Regions from separate parts of the Mus musculus genome. Here region 1 is linked to region 2. A link is a loop called in an ENCODE intact Hi-C map of the cell type or tissue named here. Cell type or tissue: heart. All regions are shown on one strand. Each heading gives the region's core, and the rest is flanking DNA. Links, peaks and the distances in the headings are about the cores only. Region 1 overlaps Kalrn (kalirin, RhoGEF kinase). Region 2 overlaps Kalrn (kalirin, RhoGEF kinase).

Evidence for each region. A loop is a pair of places that touch in the nucleus more often than their neighbours do. Peaks named below come from ENCODE experiments on the same cell type or tissue, not always from the same donor. Only the 100,000 strongest peaks of a DNase experiment are listed, where the experiment ranks them.
Region 1: it touches region 2 in a loop (1.8-fold over the local background); 4 of 42 quality-filtered maps call a loop at or near these places.

Annotation. Positions count from the first base shown.
Region 1 is chr16:34,369,131-34,381,680 of GRCm38, reverse strand. All of the region lies in intron 3 of Kalrn (kalirin, RhoGEF kinase), which reads left to right. Among named protein-coding and RNA genes, the nearest start is that of Kalrn, 140 kb to the left of the region's middle. In heart, for the core only: CTCF peaks have their summits at 7,976 (motif pointing left) and 9,015; a DNase peak (open chromatin) is centred at 9,250; H3K27ac peaks cover 1,037 bases.
Region 2 is chr16:34,434,613-34,447,162 of GRCm38, reverse strand. All of the region lies in intron 1 of Kalrn (kalirin, RhoGEF kinase), which reads left to right. Among named protein-coding and RNA genes, the nearest start is that of Kalrn, 73 kb to the left of the region's middle. In heart, for the core only: no CTCF peak of the experiment used is centred there; a DNase peak (open chromatin) is centred at 5,892; H3K27ac peaks cover 1,886 bases.

The DNA.
Region 1 (12,550 bases), core at 3,116-11,115, 67 kb after region 2:
TACCATGAGCCAGGATGGGAATGGTTGCATGCTGTCACGGTGTCTTTCTCGCCATCAGCCGTATGCACTTATCTAACCTTTATTGTCCTCCTGGTCTGCTATCTGCTTGTAGTTTTGTGCATGCACAAGGAGTGGAAAGGAAAAACCCAGATATGATCAGCTAGTGAACATCCCTCAAAATTGAGAGATAGGGATGAAAATGCACACTGGGAGTAAGCAGATGTCCCGGCACTGTCCCCAGCTCGGACTGCTGGGAGCTGAGCATATGCTTGAGATAGTGAGTGAGGGTTGTTTCTTGTCACAGGAGCTTGCTCCTTTTTGTCATCCCTGCCATTCAGCTTTGTTACATTCATCTGTTTGCTGCTCTTAAGGTACCAAGTGCTGAACCCTCTATCAACTCTGCTATTAGCAATTCTGCCAAGATGCTGAGTGTTCCATCAAGGAACACAAGTGTCACATCAGCCAGGAGAGATGACAAGAAATTAGGATGGGTTATTCTTTAATGCCAGTCAAACCAAGGTGCCTTTATTTGTAGCTTATTGTTTGATAATATTTGCACCTCTTCTACTGACTCCAGCCAAAGATAAATTGGGCTTAAAGCCAGAACTGTCTTTGTGCTGCATCGTTGAAAAAAAATGAAAATAAGCAGAAAGGACCAGAAAGACAGCTAGAGGAAGAGGAGGAGGGCTCACCGGCTTCCTCCTGCTGTTTTTAACGCAGGAAAGCTGGATCTATCTGAAGTGTCACCACATAAAGCCCTTCGTTGTTGGAACCTGTGAGGGAGCTGTATGTGTCAGTCCTTTGCTCTGGGACTATCACTTAAAGGAAGGTACTGGGAGAAATCAAAGTGATGGAAGGGCCAGGAAACAGGGCCAGTAAGATCAGCAGATCACTATTTATGCTTACATTTGCCTAAAACTTACATTTTAAAGGGCACTTTAGACTTATTTTGTTGCCTGTGTGGGAGGTTTGTTGTTTCTATTGAAGTTTTACATTTCACACACATTTCTCAGTTAAGTGTCCTTTTGTAACATCAGTCCTGAAGCACAAATAGTTTTCTATTACGTGGCTAAGGAACATAAAACTCCAATAGTAATTGCCGTGGATAGTTATCACTTTCCTTAGAGTCATGGAAACCTTTGCAGAAGAGGGTGGAGAGGTCTCATAAACACAGCTTCAGGCCTCTCTACCACTTACTGTCAAGACAGGGCAGCTTAGAAAGGTGTGAGGATGTTTGGGGAAACCACAAGCTTTGAGGCAGCAGCAAGGGCAATGAGTCTTTCTAGGCAGGGCTTGAGAGAATCAGAGAGGCTCCAGAGATGAGCCATAGGTTTGGTGGGAGAGATGTCACCAGTGCCTCCCTGATGGGAAGGGGATAGGGACTTGATATCATGACCTTACTCTTCTTTCCTGCTTGCTATTGGCCGAGTTCTCCCAAAAGGTAGGTGGTAAGGAAGCCCACTGATGTCCTTGATATGCAGCCTTCTAAGACCCTGAATAGTGTGGGGTGGGCTGTTAGGGGAGCTGACAGAAGATATTCAGCGTAGGGTGAGACAGAGGCATGCTATTTCCACATCTTACTCTAGTTTTCTAATATTTAATTTATAAAGGTGTCGGGAAGGAATCTTTTAGTCACTCAATAACCATTGCTCTCTCCCCCAAAGGAGGTATTAGTAGTAATAATCAGACAGTTATACTTACAAGCATACAGCAATATATGCTATCTAAAAGTAAGAGATATAAAGAACATGAGAGTTTCAAAGCATGGTAGTAAGATAAGCAGTTCATACTAGCCCCCAACTTTAGAGGCTGAGTGTGACCTCCAATCCTGCTTCCTGCAGCTGTCTCCCCTTTCAGCCTGCCCCAGAAGCAGCCACTGCCTGGAGCTTCGTCTTTATGTTTCTCTCATAGACTGTCTTGTTTTGCTTGGTCTGGGACTCAGCAAGGTGGCAGTGACTCCATCATAGCTAGGTTTCCATGCGTGCCTCTCCTGACCTAGAGTAGGAGGCCACACCACCACACTACCAACGAATCTTCCACTCTAACGTTCAGTGAAAATGAAAACTTTTGACTCTGGGGGCTCATAACAAAATTATTAATAGAAGATTAATGGGGTACTAAAGTGTCTCTTGAGAAGTTCCTCATAGTTAACTCAAACAAGGGAAATCAATCATGATTACTTTTGTCAGTACTTTGAAGAGGTGCTATAATTGATATCGATATCAAAGAATAAGTGAAATTCTTTTCAATTCATTGATTGCTAGGAAGGAAGGCCTGCCAAGTACTGCCATGGTGCAGAGGGTGGCCTAGATCCTCCTTCTGTGGCCTGGCAGAGTCCGGCAGACACATCAGCATGAGCAGCAGCACCTGTAGGTGCTGGATGCAGAGCTGGGCCCAGTGCGGGTGGGGGGCTTGGGGGCAGCATGGGCACCTGCAGTGTTGTTGCCTTGGGATCATGGTGGGGTTTTACAAGGCTGTACTCCAAGCACAGGCTGGAACTCTAGGAGACTCTGGCTTCAAATATTGGGGTGATGGGCAGCCCAGACAGAGCAAATGACTCAGGGCGAGGGGAGAGTGAGGCAGAGGTCAAAAGCCCGGGAGGATAGAAACATCAGGACTTTGGGGGGTAACAGACAGGAATTCCATAGGTCCAGTTAAGACATTTTGCTGACTTAATATTAAGAGTAGAGGTGCCTAGTCTTACTGCAACCTGATATGTCATGTCTGGTTGATATCCCTGGGAGGAGGAGAGGGTTGGGGGAAGAGGGAAGCTGTGAGGCATGTGTGGTGGGGTGCCTGGGAGAAGAGGAGGGAGGGAAACCTACAGTTAGGATGTAATAATATATTTTTAAAAATAAGTTTTGTTGATAATCACTCTTAAGAAGGACAATTAAAGTTTAGTTTTTAGATTGGCTTTGGCAGCTGAGTGGAAGATGGAATGGAGGAGGCTGGGGCATGCACAGCTGTATCAATATAGATGAAGGATAATAATAATGGCTGGCATTTACTGGATACTTACCAGGTCTGCTCCAGGCACTGCTAGGACTTTACAAACACTGATTTAATTCCCATAGCTCTTGGAGGTAATGTTATTCCCATTTCACTTAAGAGCAAACTGAGGCCAGGGAAGGGTAAATGACTTGCCTGTGGAGTCAGAGCCAGTATAAATTTGAAGCTAGATGGTCTCCAGCACCAAAGCCTATGTTTTTGCCCCCTTTTTTGTTTATTATTCTCTCATATACTACATCCTGACTGCAGTTTCATTTCCTTCCCCTCCCCTCAATTTCTCCCCTCCATCTCTGCTTTCCCCCTGATTCACCCCCTCTTCACCTCTTCTCAGAAAAAAAAAGCTTTCTGGGGACATCGACCAAATATGGCATAACAAACAATAAGACAAGCACATATTTCCCATCAAGGCTGGATGAGGAAAAGGGTCCCAAAGGCAGGCAAGAGTCAGAGACACCCACCCCTGCTCCCACTGTTGGGAATCCTATGAGAACACCAGGCTATACAACCTCTCTGATGATAATTATACTAGGCTTCAGTTCTGGCACATTCTGTAGGCATGACGAAATGTGCTTTGTGGCTGTGTTGGTATCCCAATCCCTCTACTTGAGGGTTTACCTGGTTACAGGGGATGGCTGGTTCAGGCTCTGTGTCCCCTATTACTAGGAGTCTTCACTAGGGTCAGCCTCATAGATTCCATGGAGTTTCCACTACACTGGGTTTCCACCTCACCCTCAAACGCCCCCAAATTCCAGTTGTCTCTCATAGTATTCTCTTTCTAGCCCTGCTACACCTGATCCTTCCTGTTCCCATCCTACCTACCCCTAGTCCACCCAGGAGATCTGGTCTGTTTCCCCTTCCCAGGGAGATCCTTTTGTTCCCCTTAATCCCCCTTGCTACTCAGCCTCTCTGAGTCTGTGGACTGTAGCACAATTATCCTTCACCTCACAGCTAAGAGAGAGTGCATATAATAAGTCTTTCTAGGTCTTGGTTGCCTCACTCAGGATGATTTTGTTCTAGTTCCATCCATTTGCCTACAAATTTTATGATGCTATTTTTTTAACTGAGTAATAGTCCATTGTGTTAATGTACCACTTTGAAAAAAAAATCTATTCTTCAGTTGAGGGACATCTAGGTTGTTCTCACCTCTGGCTGTTATAGATAGAGCTGCTATGCACATAGTTGAGCAAGTGTCCTTGTGGTATAGTGGGGCATCTTTTGGGTATATGTTCAGGAATTGTATGGATGGGTCTTGAGTTAGATCCATCCCCAATTTTCTAAGAAACTGACATATTGATTTCCAAAGTAGCAAAGCCTATGTCTTATGCATTGAAATGATAAGGAAGCCAGGGTAAGGGGCATGGTGGTGGCAGAGTACAGGGGACTGAGATGCATGGACAGAGATAGCCCCAAAGATGGCTGAGACTGAACTGGAAAAGGGTGGTTGGAGTAAGGAGCTCAGGACGTGTGCTGATGGTGGGCTCTGGGTACTGCCCTTCCAACCTGCTTTCCCGAAGAGTCTCTGTGGATGTTGGGGAGAGAGGGGCCTGAGGCAGGAAATGCCTAGGCCTAGCCAGAGCTGGCTTATAGTTCTGGAAGTTCGGGACAGTGGGGGGGGGGGGGGGGGGGAGGCGGCGTTTTGCAGGGTGTAGGTGTCTTAGAGTTTCTTCCTCCTGTTCTAGTTGCAGACAAACAAACTCAGCTTGTTTATGCTCAACTATGGAAAATACCAGATTGTACCAGGAGATACAGGGAAAATATAAAAGCAATTAAACCATAGGATCTTTAAGGAGCTAAACAAAGACTCTCCATAGCAGAGGGCACCTCTCTCCCAATGCAAGTCAGGTGGGTAGGGTGTGCCCTATGAGAGTTTAGGGATGAACTCCTGGCTCATTTTCATCGGGTCTGCGGTGGGTCGATCATGCAGCTGCCTGTGTGTCTCTGCCTTCTGCCCTCTTCTGAGGTCAGCACATGTTTCTGGAATTAGCAGTCGGTTAATCCACAGCTTGCGGTTGGCTCACACCTGTGACAGTTCACTGCCATAGGCCTGGGCAGGTCTGCCAAGTCCTGGTAGGGCCAACTGTGGCAGGGGCTAAGAAAAGCCTAAAAAGAAACAGGTTGTGGGGAGGGAGGGGAGAGCAGAGCAGAATACTTCAAATGCAGAGGCTGCATTTGTGGCTCCCCAGAGAAGGACAACCCCGGCCAGCAGAGGCAGAAACCATTTGGTCCTGAGTTACTTCCAGGAGCCATCCTGAGTATTTCAAGAACCAGGAAATGCCTTCAGGAGATAAATCAAGGACTGAGCCCTGCATGAAAGAATCCTAGAGGAGGGGTTATTGTGTCTGCTCCACGTGTCTTCCACGCGCCTCATAGAGAGGACACTGCCGCTGACCTTGTAGAAGGAAATCGTGTGCTAATTCCGAGGCAGAGTAGGCTTGAGAAAAGTTATGGACACACATGAAGATTCTGTGGGGGCTTCTAGCCCAGAAGAGCTGCCTTCTGCAGGAGTGTGGGTGTGCTCACCAACCCTTCATCTCCTGTGAACCACAGTGTGTGTGAGGGTTCACCTGGGTGACACACACAATCTCCTCAAACAGAAACAGCTGGCTGCAAGTGGCAGTTCTTTATCTTGCCTAATCATGGTGTCCCTTGAACTGTTTGGTCAAAGTTAAGGATAGAACTATACGTAAGTCATGGTGGTAAAGATACAGGATAGAGTACGCCTGTGGTAGATGCTGAAGGGATGAGTGTATATGTCTAATGTTTGGCCCTCTTTTTAAATTGGAAAGGTATATCTAGTGATTTTTTATTTAAAAAAATGAAAAAGTAAAAAATCTTTTGGAAAGCACTTATAGCTCTACCGCCTACAGATAATAAGAGTTAATGTATTGTTATGTTTCCTTCCTGTGTTTTAGAGCTTTGAAAAAAAATAGTGAATCATATCATTTACTCTATTTTCACTTCATTTTGTACCACAAAACAGTTTCTTAACACGGTAAAGTTGTATCATGGGATGTATCATATCTAACTAAATTAACTCCAACAGAAGTGTCTTAGGGTTTCTAATGCTATGATAAAACACCATGACCAAAAGCAACTTGGGGAGGAAAGAGTTTATTTCAGCTTATAGTTCCAATCACAACCCATTAGGAAGAAAAATCAGAGCAGGAAGTCAAGGCAGAAACCCGGAGGCAGAGAGTCAAGCACAGGGTTCCCGCTCACTGGCTTGCTCGAAGCTTTCTTGTATAACTCAGGACCACACACCCAGAAGTGGCTCCGCTTACAGTGGGCTAGACCCTTCCACATCAGTCATTGATCAAGAAAATGCCCCACGGGTATGCCCACAAGTCACTGTTATAGAACACATGGAGTTTCCTCTTCCCAAGTGAAACTAGCATGTGTCAAGTTGACAACACACTAAGCTAGTACAGTAGACGTCTAAATTATCCAAAACACCGTTGGAAACATCGTTACACATAAGCCTTTATCTGCATCTTCAGTGCTTTCTTTCTGTTTTTAATTTTTGAGATGATAATTACAATATTTCCCACTTCCCTCCCTCCAAACCCTCCCATAAAGTCCTCCCTCCCTCCCTCCCTCCCTCCCTCCCTGTTCAACTTCAAATTCATGGCCTTCTCTAACTGTTATCACACACATACACATACACATTCCTATGTATGACCTGTTCAGTCCACACAATGCTACCTGTGTGTGTTTCCCAGGCTGGCTATTTGGGACTGGTCAGCCAATTGGTGCATTCTTCCCTGGGGAAGGCGACTTCTTCAGCCCCACCTTTTCTCAGTTGCCTATAGATTTAGGTGGGTTGTTTTGTTTTGCGTTGGTTTGGTTTTTTTTTGGGGGGGGGAAAGGGGTGGTATAGATTTGTGGCAGTCATGGGAATCTTATAGTGAATAAGACAAATCATCACATTGCTTTCAAGATTCCTGAATTATACTCCCAGTGTGACTGGCTTCAATTTCTGATCCTTACTTTGGCATGAAGATTAAGGGCATCTGATCACCGCTGTCCAGGAAACACTGTCCAAACATTGTCCCCACCATTGTGAAGAAAACCTAGCACACATTACACAGCTAGGCCTGATCCTGGCTGTGTAAAGGCTAGGGGTTGATCACAGGACTTGTGCTTCTGAGTCTTCGAGGCAAAGGACATCCTTACTTACAGCATGGCCCCTTAACAGAGGCCTCACAGTAGTGTTCAGAGCTGGTGTGATATACAGCAAAGGCCAGATTTTTGTGTCCTTGGTGAATCTTTGGGTTTTTCTTTTTATCTTCTCTCTCTCCATTTCTGTTTTCATTTGTCAGCTAGCTGAATTGTCAATCCCTGCCTTGGCTCAGCGAAAGCTGCCAAGCTCTCTATGCCCAGCTGAACTAGAGACCTCATTTGCCCTCTATGGAGAATGTGAGGCATCCTGGGAGTTCAACTCTGGGTAGCTCGGGTGTGGTCTTTAACATCTCATTTAAGCTGCTGGAGTCCATAGCTCTTCCCGAGCAGGCTGATTAAGAGGCTGAAGTGTGTCCGCTGTAACCTTGATTAGGTAAACTTCAATGTCAGAAGAAATAAGACCCAGTGCATTCAGGCCTTCCTGACGTTCATGCTAGGTAATCAGGGTGATTTGAATTTAGCCAGGACTCATTCAGTGGGTGTGATGGAAACAAGGAGCAGCATCCTTGAATACAGATGCTGAGCAGCAGTAAGGGGGTTGCTTTTCTTCCTTGGCAACAGATTTGGTGCTGTTCCCTCCCCCCATTTCAGGGACATTGCCAGCACATTTCCCATTCATTACTTCCCAGAATCATCATTGGTTAGGTTTTTTGCTCTGCCCTTCGTTGGCCTTCAGAGTAGTGTATGCTCTCAAGCATCCACGAGATACTGATGCTCCTGGACACTGGTTTTATACAGAGGCTGCCTTCCTTAAAGACTTTTGGCAACTCAGGTATGCCGCCACCAAGTGGTAGACTACCTTAGCTCTGCTGGTGGGAAGGCGAGAGGCTCCAAATTGTAATGTTCTCTCCTTGGTGCATCAGGTCTCATGTTTGCCAGCTCTACTTTAAACACTTTTATTAAATACTAAAATTTAAGTAACCATAGATAATTACTGTTTGTCCACTACAACATAGGTTTACTACAAGTTTCCTCTGATAAATGTAGTAAATTCAAATAAAATACTGCATGTGGAAATGGCTAGCTTAGACATACAATCGCCAGCTGAAACTAGGCATTTTATAATGATGTTATTTGGGGGGAAATCTGCTTAAAGAACATAGCATATATGTAATAATCCCTACCTTTCTTTTATAAAATCGTATTTTGAGCAGCTAGAGAAAAGCAGAGCTCAGCCACCGGCTTGCCTTCCTTCGTAGCAGAGCAGAAGTCCCGTGCTACCTCTCAGGGCGCCCACAGCTTTCATTCACTCTCAGCAGCCAGAGCTGGAGAGAAAGGCTTCATTTGTCTTTTCAAACCTTTCCTTCTAAACACTGTTTTTCCTCTTTGCACTCGGAAGGCAAGAACATGGGAGAAACAGCGCTCCCCAGGGCGTTTCTGTGTGTTGCTATCCTCTACTGAGAGCCGTTTGCCCACTGTCTCATGATGTTCAGAGCTGCCTTAGATAAGATCTGTTCCACACTTCTCCCTCATCCGTCCAGTATTGGATGAACATAAATTGAAAAGGGCCATTAAGCCTAGTTTGCCACAGATAGCAGGTCTAAGGTCAAGTCTTTTCATGAGGTCAGATTGTCCATAGGACATGAGTCCTTATGAGTAGAAAGCGTTAGCAGGGTTCTTACTACTTGTCTCTAAGTTTGCAGAGCACCCAGGTAAAAGAGCCTCACTCCTAAACTCCTCAGAGCCAGTACTAGGGAGTCATGCCAGCCTGAAGTCACCAGACTAAGCCTCCTTCAGGACATCTCCTGTCCCCTGTCAAGCCCTTTTCCGGCGGAAGCATGCAGAAGCCTGGAGGCACAGGAGTGGCCTGTCTCCCTGAGGAGGTGCTGCTGCTCCTAAACTGAGCAAGGATGACAGACCGTTCTCCCAGAGCCCAGACAGAGTACTCTGTCGTCAGTGTGGTGACTCAGCAGGGACAGATATGTTTCCGGATAATATACTGATGTAATCCCAGTGTGTGTCCTGATGGCCCCGCCTCTTCTCTTCTCCCAGAGCCTCCTTCTCTCCTAACTCCCAGTTCTGTTAGGTCACTTGAGGACCACGGCTGGCTTGGAGAGCTCCAAGGCCCTCATGCCGGAGCATTTTCTCCCTCACATCTCTCATACTGTTCTGTCCACAGCTGGAATTTTATCTGTTCCCATCACCCGTCATTCGTGTGCTGGGTTTTGGCGTGGTGCCTGAGCCAAAGTCTGACCCCGGTGTTGTGACACACCCCATCCTGGTTCTCTGTGGGAAGAGAACATCCTTGATTTCCAGATTGGGATACCGGAAATCCAGGTTTTCTAACTGGCCAGCTGAAGAGAAACTCCGTGTAGTAGACTTGCAGTAGGGCCAGCCCTTCCTCACACTGCCCAGCCCTGACTACCATGGAGAACTTTATCCGTTCTGTGAGTTCTCAGGACAGTTGCTTACATACACCAATCCCAAGGGGTTTGTCAAATGATCATATGGCCCTTTCTGCTCAATTGCAGACTATTTGGGAGAGTTAGGGGGCTCCAGGTTTTGCCTTCAGGAAGGCTCATGGTCTGGTTGTATTTCTGGAATCAGGGGGAAATATTAAACCAAAATGTGTCCAGCTTACTAGTCACATGGGAACTCTCTCTTGGCCTGTTACTCACAGGTGTGATTAGTAATTATGTTGCTTTCTTTAGGTTAAAACAGGTTTTTCCATCCTTCAGACTTGGTCAGACTGGCAGGTGAAGAGAAAGTGTAGGTGCAAGGCTCTGGTTTGCTGCAGAGGGAGAGGGAGGCAGAGGGGAGGACAGAGACATCAGTTTCCAGATTGTTCTTTTCTTTCTTTCCATCCACTGCTTTGGTGTCCATTTCCTTTCTGCTTCATGTTCTGAGTAACAGGAAGAAAAGGAGAGAGGTCATGCCCTAGGCAACCATGTCTGTTCCCATCCCACCTGCCCCTGAACTTGCGGCCTCCTAGCCTTGCAGATGGGCAGTGGCTGCAGTGTTCCTGAGTGTCCAAGGCAGTCTTCTCTCGGAGAGGGCAGTTCCTTCTTCCACCACATCTTGGGCCAGCTGCCGCTGCCAGTGTCCTTCCTCCTTTGTGAACAGAAGCTCCTTCAGAGTCCAGCTGAAAAGACCTTGCTAATGACAAAGGCTGCATGGGGTGGTGCCACAAGCTGGATGGCCTCTTGCAGGAGGAAGGGTGGTTTCTCCTCTGGGAGGCTGCATGCCTCCACTGCGCCCACCCTTCTCACACTGGTCCCAGAGCTCTTTGCAAGTCCCTTTACCAGGACTCTTTGAACATCTTCAGGATGGATAATCTTTTTCCTTTCTGGCCATACTTCATTTGCACATGTATGCTTGTTTAAAGGTAGCTTTAGAGATGGTGGAAGGATGAGAAGTTCTGCTGAGGACTGGGCCTTTGAGCTCCCACTTGATGATGGGGCTTGGAAATGCTGGGTGGAACCCTAAAGCCTGGGTCACTGCTGTTTAATATTCCACTTTTCCTCATTCAGGAAGAAACACTGAAGTGGCCACTCCCTGCTCCTGGCTTTTGTAAACAGACTCATCTGGGTGAAATTAGGTAATGCGTTTTAAAGAGTTAGAAAGCACCAAACTTCCTTAGTTGCCTTCTGCTTCTGGTTTCCCTGAGTATCTGACCAGAACACTAGTCCTGCCAAACCTGGGAGTGCAGCTGACAGGGCGTGCGTCCTTGTCCTGGAAGTGGACTGAAGCACAGTATACCTTAAATGCCTGTGCTAGAAGCAGTGGGGGCAGGGGGGAGGGGCAGGACAGCCCCACCCTACACCCTTCAATCAGAATCATCCAGGCTGTACAGTTTTGTAACATTGTAACACAACAGCTTACAGACTTGTATTAGTCTTCATTCATAGCTATCCTTGGTTGTTTGTAGCACATAGGCTGCATGTTACATTTAAGGTTATACATTTAGGGTAAAGCATCATCTTGTACTATACCCAGCGTCATCCTCTGACCCTCATAGAACAAGATTCAGAGACAAAAGATAGTTTGTTGCATGGCATAGAAAAGACACCAGCTGGGGATGAGATGGCTCAACAAACATGATGACCTGGGTACCATCCACAACATTTGCATTAAAAAAAAATGGAAGCAGAGAAAAGCTGATTCTTGGTGCTCTCTGGCCAGACAGCCGAGCCTATTGGTCACGCTCCAGGCTAATAAGAGACACTATCTCTAAAAAACAAAGTGCATGGGTAACCCTGGAGGAGAGATAACTGAGGCTGACCTCTGGCATCCACACATAGGAGCACATTTATGCAGGTGCACCCTGTTCCCCACATACATGGACATGTGACTATGCACAGACACACAAAACACTAAACCTTTAGTATAATAACTGGTATAGGAGACAGTCTTCCAATGAACCAAAACAAGAGCAAAAACCAAATATTTGGGTTAATTAGTATGGCTCCCTAGGTGGCCTCAGTGACATCTAAATCACACCCCAGTAGAACATTAGCTAATGGTGGCCTCACAGTGACCCGAAGGAGAGACATCTGTGGCAGGCATAGGAAGCCTTCTGCTCCTACTCTCCCCTTTGGACGAGCAGTCACGGAGAGGCCCTCTGAGCCATGATTGCTGACAGTGCTCCAGTGTTCTTGTTTATACAGATTAGAAAAGCTCAAAGCAAGTGCTAATGTGTCCTTAACAGTTTTCTCCCACACCTGCTGACTGCTGGTTATTTAGGAAAGCAGGTGTGGCCTGGTTTGTGGCAATCAGCAGAGAACTGGCAAGACCCAGTGAGGAGCGCAGAGCAGATTCAATGGATCCTGAGACCATAGCCAGGGTCTCCATGCTTCTGAGGATGATGTAGAATCCCAGCAGGGATGGATCAAGGGGAGCAGTTTCTCCCTTTCTCTTTCAGTTCATTCAGTTCGTAGAAGGATGGACGGAGCTTGGGAGCAGCAAGTAGAGAGCAAATGGCTTGTTTGAGGCTGCTGTTCTTTTCTTTCTCTGCTCTGTTCACTACTTATTCATGGTGATGTCTCCAAGCATAGAAGTCTAACCAGGAGCCATGGGTAAGACGTCTCCAGGCTCCTCTGTACCTAGTCTGCAGCTGGCATTCTTGTCTGTAGCTATAACATCGTAACAGTGGAGTGGCATTAAACAGAGAGTCCTTGGTGTGAATTGTCCTTCCTCTCTGAATTATTCCCTCAGTGACCAGGCTAGCCTTTGAATTTGTCACCAACATTTGATAACCTTATGAATAGGTCTGATTTACAGGTCAATTATGTCCCATCCCAACCCAACCCAAGCCCAAACACTGGTCTTTCCTGGACTCCACACTAGTATTCTAACACCCCATACACACACACACACACACACACACACACACACACACACACACACACTGCTAACCATCTTG
Region 2 (12,550 bases), core at 1,924-9,923:
ATGCTGTCTCCATCTGTGGGGTTGATTGGTTTCTGATGGAGAGTTAGTTCTGTTTGGCTTTCTCTTTCTGTATGGCATGTGATGTGTGTGTGTGTGTGTGTGTGTGTGTGTGTGTGTGTTAGGAGATTATTGTCAGTAGTGAGTAGGAAGTAGGGGGTAGAATAGTTCTCCTTGGGATTCACTTGCCTGGATATGGGCTCCATGCTTTACAGGAGTAGAAAGAAATTTGGACCAAAGAAACTAGAGGAGGGAAAACAGTTTTAATGTGGGATTGTTATCTCAGAGGCAAATGACACTATTGGATAGGAAATGCAGGGCAGAGAGAAGGGTTGCCTTGGTTAAAACTGAGCCAAGAGCAGGTCAGAGTTTGTTTCCCAGGAAATACTTTGGCAGTCTGCCTTAGCTACCTGATTGGTGCATGCACATATAGTTGCCTTTGAGGCCTGAGGGGATTGGTTCCAAGGATCCAAAATCCCTGATGTTCTGGTCCCTTATATAAAACAATACAATATTTTCATATAACCACCACTCATCTTTCTACATATTTTAAATTATCACTAGACTGCTTACCTAATACAATATAAATGCTATGTAGATAGCTGTTACATTGTATAGTTTAGGAAACTTTTAGTGAAAGAAAGACTTTACATATTCGGTATATATGCAAGACACCCTTCCAAAATATCTCCAGTCTGAGGTTGAATGAATCCGTGACTGCATATATTCCATGGGCACAGAGGCATTGAACCCTGAAAAGTCATTTGAATTCCTTACTATTTACCTTGAAGCAAACTTCCCCCTGCTCTTACCAGGTTTTGAGACAGAGTCTCATGCAGGCCAAACTTATCTTGAACTTGTTCTGTCGTGAGAATGATCTTGAATCCTCCTGTCTCTACCTCCCACGTTCTGGGATTATAGGCATCTATCACCACGAAGGGAGCTCTCTTTCCTTGGTGTCACAGAGGGTGTTGAATGGCTTTAATGGGCTCTGCATGTAGCTTCTACCCAGCAAATATCAGAAATACAATTGGACACTTGTTATATCAACCTAGTTTCTGTCATGACTGTATCATCTCCACGCATGGCTTGGCCAGAGTCACGTGGTTGGTGAATACTCAGTAGTGCTGGGAGAGGAACCCTAGATCTGATGTTTTCATCAGGTCTGCTAGGGGCTCTGCATCAGTTTAATGGGTTTGGAATCATTTTCAAAGGAACTGGGAGCTCTTGACTACGACCAACAGCTTGATATACGAGAGAAGACATTTTCCTCTTGAGAGCTCACTGAGGAGATCAATAAAGGCGGCCTCTAAATCGCTCCCATTTTTATGAGCCCTTGTGAAACACTTGGGCTTGGTTTTGCTTTATGCAGTCAAAACTGTTTCCTGTTTGGCTCCGGTGGTGGGGATCCTGGAGCCTGTAGAGTCTCAGGGCATGAGCGATGCCAGCTGTCTTGCCTGAGGTATACTTCACAATCTCCTACAGTCTCACATTCATTATACCGCTCCTGTTCTCAGAAATAATGGATTTATCTGTTGGAGTAATCCTTTTTAGAGAAATCTGGAAAAATGGACCTCGAACCACTTCCACCCACCAGCCACATGTTCTGTGGTACGAGACTCACACTTCAAATCTTGCTGTTTCTCTCTTTGAGGGGTTTGGTTTATTGGTATTTATAACAGTGAGTGAATACTTATAATATTTATTGTGGATAGAGCCCTCACTGTATACATCGGTGAATATCCTATGCTCATCAGCATACTACATGAATATATATCTCTATTTTATGTAATATGTTTATATAAATATAATTATATAACAAATATACTATGTAATATTCATCTGTGTATATTACAATTATATTTATATAGAATGTACTGGCTGGTTTTGTGTGTCAACTTGACACAAGCTGGAGTTATCATAGAAAAAGGAGCTTCAGGTGAGAAAATGCCTCCATGAGATCCAGCTGTAAGACATTTTCTCAACTAGTGAACAAGGGGGAAGGGCCCCTTGTGGGTGGGACCATCCCTGGGCTGGTAGTCTTGGTTCTATAAGAGAGCAGGATAAACAAGCCAGGGGAAGCAAGCCATTAAGTAACATCAGCTCCTGCTTCCTGACCTGCTTGAGTTGCAGTCCTGACTTCCTTTGGTGATCAACAGCAATGTGGAAGTGTAAGCTGAATAAACCCTTTCCTCCCCAACTCGCTTCTTGGTCATGATGTTTGGGCAGGAATAGAAACCCTGACTAAGCCATAGAATAAAGGTGGTTTTCAGTAAGAAGTTTCTAAGATCCGTGATTCCCAGGAGTAACTGAAGTGGAGACTTCTTAGCTGTACAGGTGGATTAGCTTTGCCGAGAGGCATAGGTGAGAGGAAGTAGGAAAGGATGTATTAGTTGCCTATTGCTGTGTAACAAAGTACTCTAAACTCAGTGGCTTAAGACAGCTGTTGAACTTTTACTGGGGTCTGCTAGGAAGTCGTTTTGCTGATCTCACCTGGGATCTCATGTAGCTACAATCATTAGGCAACTTGACTGGATGATTAAATATAGGTTTACTCATGTGTCGAGCAGTTAGTGTTGGCTGCTATAGGATGTCTTTCTGTTTGTCTTTGAGGCTACTCTGCAGCATATGTGGGTTCTTTTACAAGCCTGAAGAAGAGTTTTGAGAGAGTGAGAATAGAAGCTTCCAGACCTCTTGACACTAGGCAGACTTCCTAGCTGGTTTGGGGCCACACAGGATTTCTTCTGTTCTATTCGGCTGGTCAAAGCATGCTGTGAGCCAGCTCAGATCAGAAGGCAGGAAAATGGATCCCCACCTCTGATGCGAGGAGGTGAAGCCATGTGGTTAGGTTGTGTATGGACAGGACTCCAGGTGGCCATTTTCGTAAGCCAGCCCCACCCTGGAAGGGCTTGCTTCACTCAAGCTCACTTCCTTTCCAGACTCACACTTCCTGGTCTCTGAGAAGTCCCTGCCTGTGGATATATTCATTCACTCAGGATTTGGACTCCTGGGCAGACAGTTCAACAGCTGCAAGCACTTCCATCAGTGCCCCTGAATAAAATTAGCTTGCTTTCTTGATGAGTGTTCTGAAAGCTCTCAAATCTCATGCTATTCCTCGTGGGATTTTGAAGACTATGAGAAAGGCAGCCTGGTGAGATGGAAAGGCACAGGTTTGGAGACTGGGTGGACATACATTTGGCCAGTTCCTCATTAGTTAAGACTGACCACATTTGATGGTTTTATTTCACTTTTAAAATTTTAGTTGTCTCATCCATAAAATGGATATTTCTATTTTTGTGCTTAGTTGGGGGAGTCATTAAAACATTGGTGGTTATTAGAATCAACTCTAAGGGTACCATGAATTCAAGATTCTTCGTGCAGTTTTCCTGAGACAAGCACACCAGCTGTTTCCTTTCACCATACAATGGTAGGCTGACCAAGTAGGACATATATCTTCATAAGAGTGCTCATCCTATTCGTCATGATTGCTGCACGCAGGGAAGATTAGAATGGGTTCCCTTCACTTATCTGAGCTTCTTGGTATGAACTAGAGGAGGGTTAGGAAAGCCAGCTAGGTGGTCTGCTCTAGATGACAAGAAATTCTGTTCAAGGGATACATGAGACAGCCAGAAACAATACAGGAAATCCTGTCACTGCTTAGGACAAAGATGTAGGGTCTGGATGCGAAGAGCAGGGTCTTCAACTTCTTAGGTCTTGGGCATCTTTTAACTTGTCTGAGCCTAGATTTCTATATGTATTGCTGGTGATCAGAATTTCATTTAGCAAGTGTCTTAGGGTTTTACTGCTGCAATGAAACAGCACGACCAAAAAGCAAGTTGGGAGGGAAAGGGTTTATTTGGCTTACACTTCAGATCACAAGCTATCATTGGGGGAAAGTCAGAACAGGAACTCAAACAGGGAAGGGGGACCTGGAGCCCGGAGCTGATGTAGAGGCTATGGAGGGGTGCTGCTTACTGGCTTGCTTCCTCTGCCTCCTAGAACCCAGTCCTACCATCCCAGGGATGGCACCACCCACAATGGGCTGGGCCCTCCCCCATTGGTCACTAATTGAGAAGAATACCCTAAACATGGAGGCATTTCCTCAACCAAGGCTCCTTTCTCTGAGATAACAGTAGCTTGTGCCAAGCTGACGCACAAAACTAGTCAGTACTGCAAGCTTGCTGAGATAAGATACTTTTGTTCAGTTTAGCTGAGTTCCTGGAGCATAGTAGGCTCACTGAAAATGGTAGCTTGTGATTGATTGTTCTTAGCCCTGTTTATGACGTGACTCTCTGTTTCCTGTGCGCTGGAGCACTCTACAGGAAGTGATGTGCTAGCTCATTGAATTCTTCAGATGAGCCGCCTCCTGGGATGTAATAGCTGTGTTTTAAAAAGCTGTGTGTCGAGTGAATTTTTTATAAGTTGAATCCTATTCACTGACCTGATTATTGATCTCAGTGAGAGAGTCCATGGGGGGGGGGGAAATGCAATAGATGGGGAAAAAAATGCAATAGATGTGAGCAAAGTTGCTGCAATCAGCGTCCACTGCCATTCTATCCAAGGAGGCGGGCCTAGGGATGTGGACATAGTGCATAATTAGTGACGGAGATGAGAAATCAGACTGTCTGACCCAGACTTGGTGAAAAAACATTGGGAAAGTGTACAAGGAGAATAGAAATCAGAAATATATGGAGGAAAATTATAACCAGTATCCAAGGGTGTACTGGCTGTTTTTGTATGTCAACTTGACACAAGCTGGAGTTATCACAGAGAAAGGAGCTTCCCTTGAGGAAATACCTCCATGAGATCCAGCTGTAAGGCATTTTCTCAGTTAGTGATGAAGGGGGAAGGGCCCATTGTGGGTGGTGCCATCCCGGGGATCATAGTCTTGGGTTCTATAAGAGAGCAAGCCGAGCAAGCCAGGGGAAGCAAGCCAGTAAGTAACATCCCTCCATGGCCTCTGCATCAGCTCCTGCTTCCTGACCTGCTTGAGTTCCAGTCCTGACTTCCTTTGGTGATGAACAGCAACGTGGAAGTGTAAGCTGAATAAAACTTTTCCTCCCCAACTTGCTTCTTGGTCACGAAGCAGGAATAGAAACCTTGTGCAGGAATAGAAACCTTGACTAAGACAAAGGGGGTAGGATAGGGTTAGGACATGAGGTCATATTATTTCTTGTGTCTATTTTGCAAAGGATCTATGGTGAACATGGATTGCCTTCATGACACTTAAAGTCAGTTTGGTAAAGAGGAAGTAAATTTAAAAGAGAAGTGTTGAAAGAACAGAGCCTCAGCAGCCAAGTGGATCTGGAGGAGGGACCTGTGTGTCCTGGACACGGGCAGATGTGACTGTAAATAGAGACTGACTTTCTTAAGCTTTGTGGGTGGAACATACATCTTGGTGGATGTGGGATGTTTTAAGGGGTGAAGGAGGGAGCAGGTCAACTGCTACATGATATTTGATTTACTTTGTTAGTATTTTTGCCTTGGATTCCATCTGTCATGGCCAACTGTAGAGACTAGGGCAAATCCTCAGAAACTCCCATCAGGGAATTTGGAAGAAATTATGAAATAAGAAAATATAAGTGCTTTTTATTGTTGTGGTGAAGTGCAGAGTGCTCCGCCATTTATCATCACCAGGAGTCCCTGACATTCCCACAGGCTTTCTGTAGCAGTGATGTGAGATGTTAAAGAGCACAGCCTTTTTACTTTAATACAAGGCTTCCTTGCTTGGCAGTCACTCACGATCATTCTCCCCTCAGGTCTGGGATCTCCACTACACACACCAGAAACCCTCAGGCCAGGTTCTTTTCTTGGAGCCAGCTGGGCCCCTCCTCCATCTCCAGGACGTCAGGCTGCTGGGCAACTTGCCCAGAAGTCCAGAGTTGCAGCTGTCTCCCTGGACATGAGCATAAGCAAAAGGATTCTCCCCAGGCCCCATGCGTTTGGCCTGGAGCAGAGCCTCTGCCAGCTCCCCTCTGCTGTCTGATCTGCAGCAGACCCTGGCTAGAGAAGGTCTTGTAGTGAGTTGTGAGTGTGTGGAGGGGTGTGGTTCAGGCATGTGACAAAGTTGCTGCAATCAGCATCCACTGCCGTTCTATCCAGGGAGGCAGGCCTAGGGATGTGGACACCGCACAGCTGGAGTTCCCTGGGACTGTTGTGGGCAGGAATGGAAGGCTCTGCTGAGCTCTGTTCTTTAGGTCAGGCTTTCTGCTTTTGTTTGCAGTCCCACGGAGAAGAGCTATGAGCCATACCAGGTCCTATGGTGCCTGATTATGTTGAAACTCACAGGACCCTCTGGGGAATATAGGGAAAGAAGTAGTCCTTGTTTAAAGGTGTACCCAAGTGATGGCAGCTCAGGAGGTTTGAACATGTCGATCTAGCTTTCGCCTTGTCTGCCTCATTCTCTCCAGGTACCTTGAAAGAAAGGTGTAGACCCTCTTACTCCCAAATGCAGAAGGTAGTCTGGAAAAGTGCATGATGGGATTTGACACCCAGGCTCCATGATGGGAGCCAGAGTTGGCCCTTTGCTCATGATGGAAACGTGGCTAGAGTCTGTCTCATCCCCAAGGTGCTACAGCCTGGAGGTGGCTCGGCTTCTGTCCCTATGGTTTTACCTTCCTTTGTTTCAGCACTCACAGTCCTTGGCACAGGGAGATGCTTGGAGAGGGTCTGGGTGCTATCTGTTAGTCACTATCACCCAGAACTGAGAAAACAGTAGCTGAATTTAAACCAGCAAGAGGCGGCTTCTGCCCAGTGAGGCTGTGGGAGGATTTGGTGTGATTCTCTCAAGAAGGGACAGCTGGCAGGACCAGTGGCCCATGGCACTATGCCAGCTTGACTTCTAATGTCATAAGAACTAACAGAAGAAGTGAGATGATTGGTGGGCCCTGCAGGGGGGGGGGCGGAGCCAGCCGTCGTGTGCAGCCAGTGCTGTGTGGGTTCTCACTTGGCGTTGCCCTGTACTCTGCAGTGAGGCGCCTGGGGTGATAACCTACCAAGTTCTCTACCCTGTGCTCCAGAGAACTAGGAATGTAAGATGCACGGAGTGCCACATGTAGCCACCCTCTTCCTGTCTCTTCACTAAATGTCTGCTGTATGGTCCTAGGTGAATACCTTGATAACATGTCTAAAATTAAACTTAGTTTCTTCTTGGAATGTTGCATCTTTCTCAAGACCTAAAAAATCCCAGATTTCTTCATCATTTCCTCTTTCATGGCTGCCTTGTACTAGTTTTTAGATCTTGCCTGTCTGCCTGCTTTCCTCCTTCCCTCCCTCCTTCCCTTCCTTCCTTCTCCCTTTCCTTCCCTCCCTTCCTTCTTCCCTTCCTTCCTTCCTTCCTTCCTTCCTTCCTTCCTTCTTCCTTCCTTCCCACTCACTTCTACCTTCCTAGCTCATGTGAAGACGAGTGAAAGTCTCCTAGCCAACCTTTCTGGTCCTGGATGGTTCATTTTAATCTTTGAGACCCATCTTGTTATGAAAAGTAATCCCTTTGGGCTGTCTCTACATCCTGGAGCGATAACTTGGTGTGGGTTTCCTCACAGTCCCTGAGGCAAGACAATAGAATGAGGGGGCACATCAAGGAACACATGCTAGACAAGGCCTGCAGTGGTACTCATTGGCCGGCCTCGTTTTCATGCTCAGATCCCCACTGTGATACACTTACAATGGCTTAGAAACTTCTGGGCTGTCTTCTCTCTGTAACCATCCATCTGTGACTGTGGCCCTTGTCTTTATCACCTGTCTGCTGGATGTTTAGGAATTCTGACTCTTTAATGGGGCCAAATTATCCTCTCAGAGGTAAAGCAGTCCCTGGTGCTAAAAGTCAGGGCATACTGATCAAGCTGAAGATAACTGACCCAAGCTATGCAGTAAGACGGGCATGGAGACCAAGTGTCATGGTGACTGCCCAGTCTAAACCCACAGCTCAATCACCTTGTGTGCAAGTCACTTCTCCAGTCTGGCCAGTCCAATCTGGCCTCTTTTTTTTTTTTTCAGATGTAGAATGTAGTCCAGTTCTGTGATCTCTGGGTTGTTCATCTCCTGGCTGTCCTCTATTTTCAAGGGAATTTGGTAAATGCTCTTTACTTTCTCAGTTATTTCCTTGCCTTGTGCCAAAAGGGTACCCATGAATTCTGGTTCAAGAGGAATTAGAGTGTGATCCACAGAAGAGACCTTGGAGATCACCTGATGTAACCTTCTACCTGATGGGCATCTGCAGCGTCTATAAAACAAAGCAGGCAGCAGATTGATTTTCTGTCAGACTCCTGGGGAGGGGCGATCCATTTGGTCCCAAGGGTTCAGAGCACTTAGTAAAGACCACCTGACTTCCCTGAGCATAGGAGGAGGGGTCCATCCATGTTAGAGATAGACAGAAAAGCCTGGCTGGATTCCACTACTGAGGGCATGGACTTTAATGGGCTTTTCTTTGTTCTTTCTCCTCTCCATGGGACCTTGGAGACTAATGGCTACTCAGTTTAGGAGAATGAGACTTCTTTATGTGTCCTGCTCAGGGGAAGGCCAGCCATATTTCATAGCTACAAAACAAGGGCAAGGCATTTTCTTGACAGCTGTGTAGTTGGATAAGGCTCTCTGTTGACTCCTTGGCATTTTCCATACAATGAACATCCAGGTTGAACATTGAACACAGACACACACAATCTAGACAATGATATGGATAACAGTTAGCTGGGAACACTGGGAGAGAGTTAGGGATCCCTAGGAGTCCTAAAGCTCCAGGAAGGGACCCAAGGAGCCAATTATGAAGTGATTATTAGAGTGAATTTGATATATGCTAGAGAAAGTTGTATTTTGGGAGACAATAGTCTGATATTTCTTCTATTTACAGTTTTTCTAGCCTTGTATCATAAGAGCAGGTCCAGTTGGATCCATGTGTTAATAATAAATAGTTGGACTTTACCAGAACTATCTGACTGGCTAGTCTAAGCTCATGTTTCCTAAAGTAGGATAAGTAACCCACTTGCATCAGCCCCACCTGCGAGTGTCTTTCAGAGAGTAGAACCAGAGTCAACGTAGCCTTACAGGACCACACAGTGGCATCTAAGTGCCTGCCTGAGATGGGATCAACCTGCCATCCAACCCTGTTGTGGCATCCACAACATCCTCTTTTATTTAAAGGTGATGTTAAAACAACACTGAGCAAGTGGTCAAAGGAGAATTCTTTAGAGAAAACATTCCCAAATGCATCTCTGTGTATCCTTCCTTAGGCCATGGCTTCCTTTGTCAGATCCTCTGTCACAGCAGTCACTGCACACACTGACCAGGACGAGGCTGCACTCTAGTGTGGGGAGGTTGCATCTATCACTGCTTAGCTTCATAGCTGCAGCAAGCTCCGCAGGGCTCTTCTATTTCTTCCCTTTTGTTTGGAAGGAGAGCCCTGGTTTTTTCTCTTTCTACTGTAGTTCTCAAACCAGTGTCTCCAGGCCTCTAGATTCTACCTTGAAGGCTACTGAGTTTTCCACAGTGTTTGTCTCAGTAGTGTCTGCCAGTTTACCCATGTGCTTTTGTATCACTGTCCCCAATTCCCAAAGAAACTAAAGAATCTGTGCCCCCTTTTCCCAAAACCTAGGAAAAAAAGAGTAGGTTTACAGGGAATGACAAGAAGGTCTTTCTGGCTTTGCATAGAGGCTCAAGTTGGAATTTTTGCCTCATGTGCTTAGCAGTTATGTGACCTCTGGCTGACCTAGATCATTCCATTTAACTAGTCCCCTTCTCTGTAAAATGAAAGATGGCCTCCTGTGATAGGTGCAGATTCCATAGAATAGTATACAGAACCTCCAGCTCTGTGCCTCACAATAGCATGTCTACACTTCTCCACCCCAACTCTTCTTTCCTGTGGCTCACCTCACTCTGTTGTCCCGTCTGTTAGGTCTCTCTTTCCCCACTGGCTGTAAACAACAACACAGCTCTCATTCTGTGCATATCTATGACCACAGGTTATAGGGTGGTTTGTCTAAAGATAGACTGCTACATCAGGTGTCCATACTGTGTTTGTCTAAATATCTAGACTTTCTATGGTGGTTAATCATGCCCAGGTTAACCAAAAGAAAATCTGACTCACCACATATCATATATTTGTGAAGAAGAAGGAGAAGGGGAAGGGGAAGGGGAAGGGGAAGGGGAAGGGGAAGGGGAAGGGGAAGGGGAAGGGGAAGGGGAAGGAGAAGGGGAAGGAGAAGGGGAAGGAGAAGGGGAAGGAGAAGAAAGGAGGGCAAGTTATTTTAATAATAAGCATAGCAAGAATCTCAGTGAAGAAGAGCCTGTTTTATTCTTGTCTGGAAAACTGCTCATGATCAGAGCAGGTTAGATTAAATCAGAAGGTGAGGAGGTGTAGGGGGAGACATTAGCAGAGGCTCTGATGTTGATTTCAGTGTGCTTTTAAGGACTTTAGAGCTGCTGGCTTTGGTCCTTTATTAGCTCTAATTTACTTCCAAATGCACAGGCTCCCTGTGTCCTGATGTAGGTGTAAATCACTGGCACCACTCTTGTAGGTTATCAGTCATGATTAGGATTTTTTTTTTTTTTTTTGGTCCTAAAATGGAACTAAGCAGGGATGACAAGGTAGAGAGGAGAGGAATGAACATTTTGGAAAGAACCTAAGTTAGAAAGGGAGGCCACTGGGCCGATGATATTTACAAATTTGCTATTTAAGCATTGCCTACAGTGGGCATGAGTGCTAGATACATCAGGGAACAAAGGGAGAAGGAGAAAAAAGAAGCCCAGAGTGAGTGAGTGTGGGTGTTTTAGATGTCGCTTTATCCTAAGGTTGGGTGTCTTCTTTCTGGCTTTGTAGTGACTCTGTCCTGCCCTAAGCAATAATAATCTAATGAAAGTTTATGAAGGCAAAATATCACAAGAGAATTCAATATCCATATGGATACTGGAATATATTTGTTGATGGGACCTTGAAACAACAGGGTAGCAAATATTTGGGTTATGAGGAAGAGTTTTCGGGAAACTATAGTAGCTATCTGTTGTTTTAAAACAAAGAATTCCAAAACAATACATCTTTTTTGACTCATAGTTTTAGGGGTCAAGAATCCAGAGGCAGTGTACTGGCTTCTCTACCTCATGGTCTCTCATTAATCTTCAGTGACAGGGTCATCTAGGACAGGAGTCTCATGTAAAGACTGAAGGAAGACCCACTTATTTTTTTTTTTTAATATTTTTTATTACATATTTTCCTCAATCACATTTCCAATGCTATCCCAAAAGTCCCCCATACCCCCCCCCCACTTCCCTACCCACCCATTCCTATTTTTTTGGCCCTGGCGTTCCCCTGTACTGGGGCATATACAGTTTGCACGTCCAATGGGCCTCTCTTTCCAGTGATGGCCGACTAGGCCATCTTTTGATACATATGCAGCTAGAGTCAAGAGCTCCAGGGTACTGGTTAGTTCATAATGTTGTTCCACCTATAGGGTTGCAGATCCCTTTAGCTCCTTGGGTACTTTCTCTAGCTCCTCCATTGGGAGCCCTGTGATCCATCCAATAACTGACTGTGAGCATCCACTTCTGTGTTTGCTATGCCCCGGCATAGTCTCACAAGAGACAGCTACATCTGGGTCCTTTCAACAAAATCTTGCTAGTGTATGCAATGGTGTCAGCGTTTGGAAGCTGATTATGGGGTGGATCCCTGGATATGGCAGTCTCTAGATGGTCCATCCTTTCGTCTCAGCTCCAAACTTTGTCTCTGTAACTCCTTCCATGGGTGTTTTGTTCCCAATTCTAAGGAGGGGCATAGTGTCCACACTTCAGTCTTCATTCTTCTTGAGTTTCATGTGTTTAGCAAATTGTATCTTATATCTTAGGTATCCTAGGTTTTGGGCTAATATCCACTTATCAGTGAGTACATATTGTGTGAGTTCCTTTGTGAATGTGTTACCTCACTCAGGATGATGCCCTCCAGGTCCATCCATTTGGCTAGGAATTTCATAAATTCATTCTTTTTAATAGCTGAGTAGTACTCCATTGTGTAGATGTACCACATTTTCTGTATCCATTCCTCTGTTGAGGGGCATCTGGGTTCTTTCCAGCTTCTGGCTATTATAAATAAGGCTGCTATGAACATAGTGGAGCATGTGTCCTTCTTACCGGTTGGGGCATCTTCTGGATATATGCCCAGAAGAGGTATTGCTGGATCTTCCGGTAGTACTATGTCCCAATTTTCTGAGGAACCGCCAGACTGATTTCCAGAGTGGTTGTACAAGCCTGCAATCCCACCAACAATGGAGGAGTGTTCCTCTTTCTCCACATCCTCGCCAGCATCTGCTGTCACCTGAATTTTTTATCTTAGCCATTCTGACTGGTGTGAGGTGGAATCTCAGGGTTGTTTTGATTTGCATTTCCCTGATGATTAAGGATGTTGAACATTTTTTCAGGTGCTTCTCTGCCATTCGGTATTCCTCAGGTGAGAATTCTTTGTTCAGTTCTGAGCCCCATTTTTTAATGGAGTTATTTGATTTTCTGAAGTCCACCTTCTTGAGTTCTTTATATATGTTGGATATTAGTCCTCTATCTGATTTAGGATAGGTAA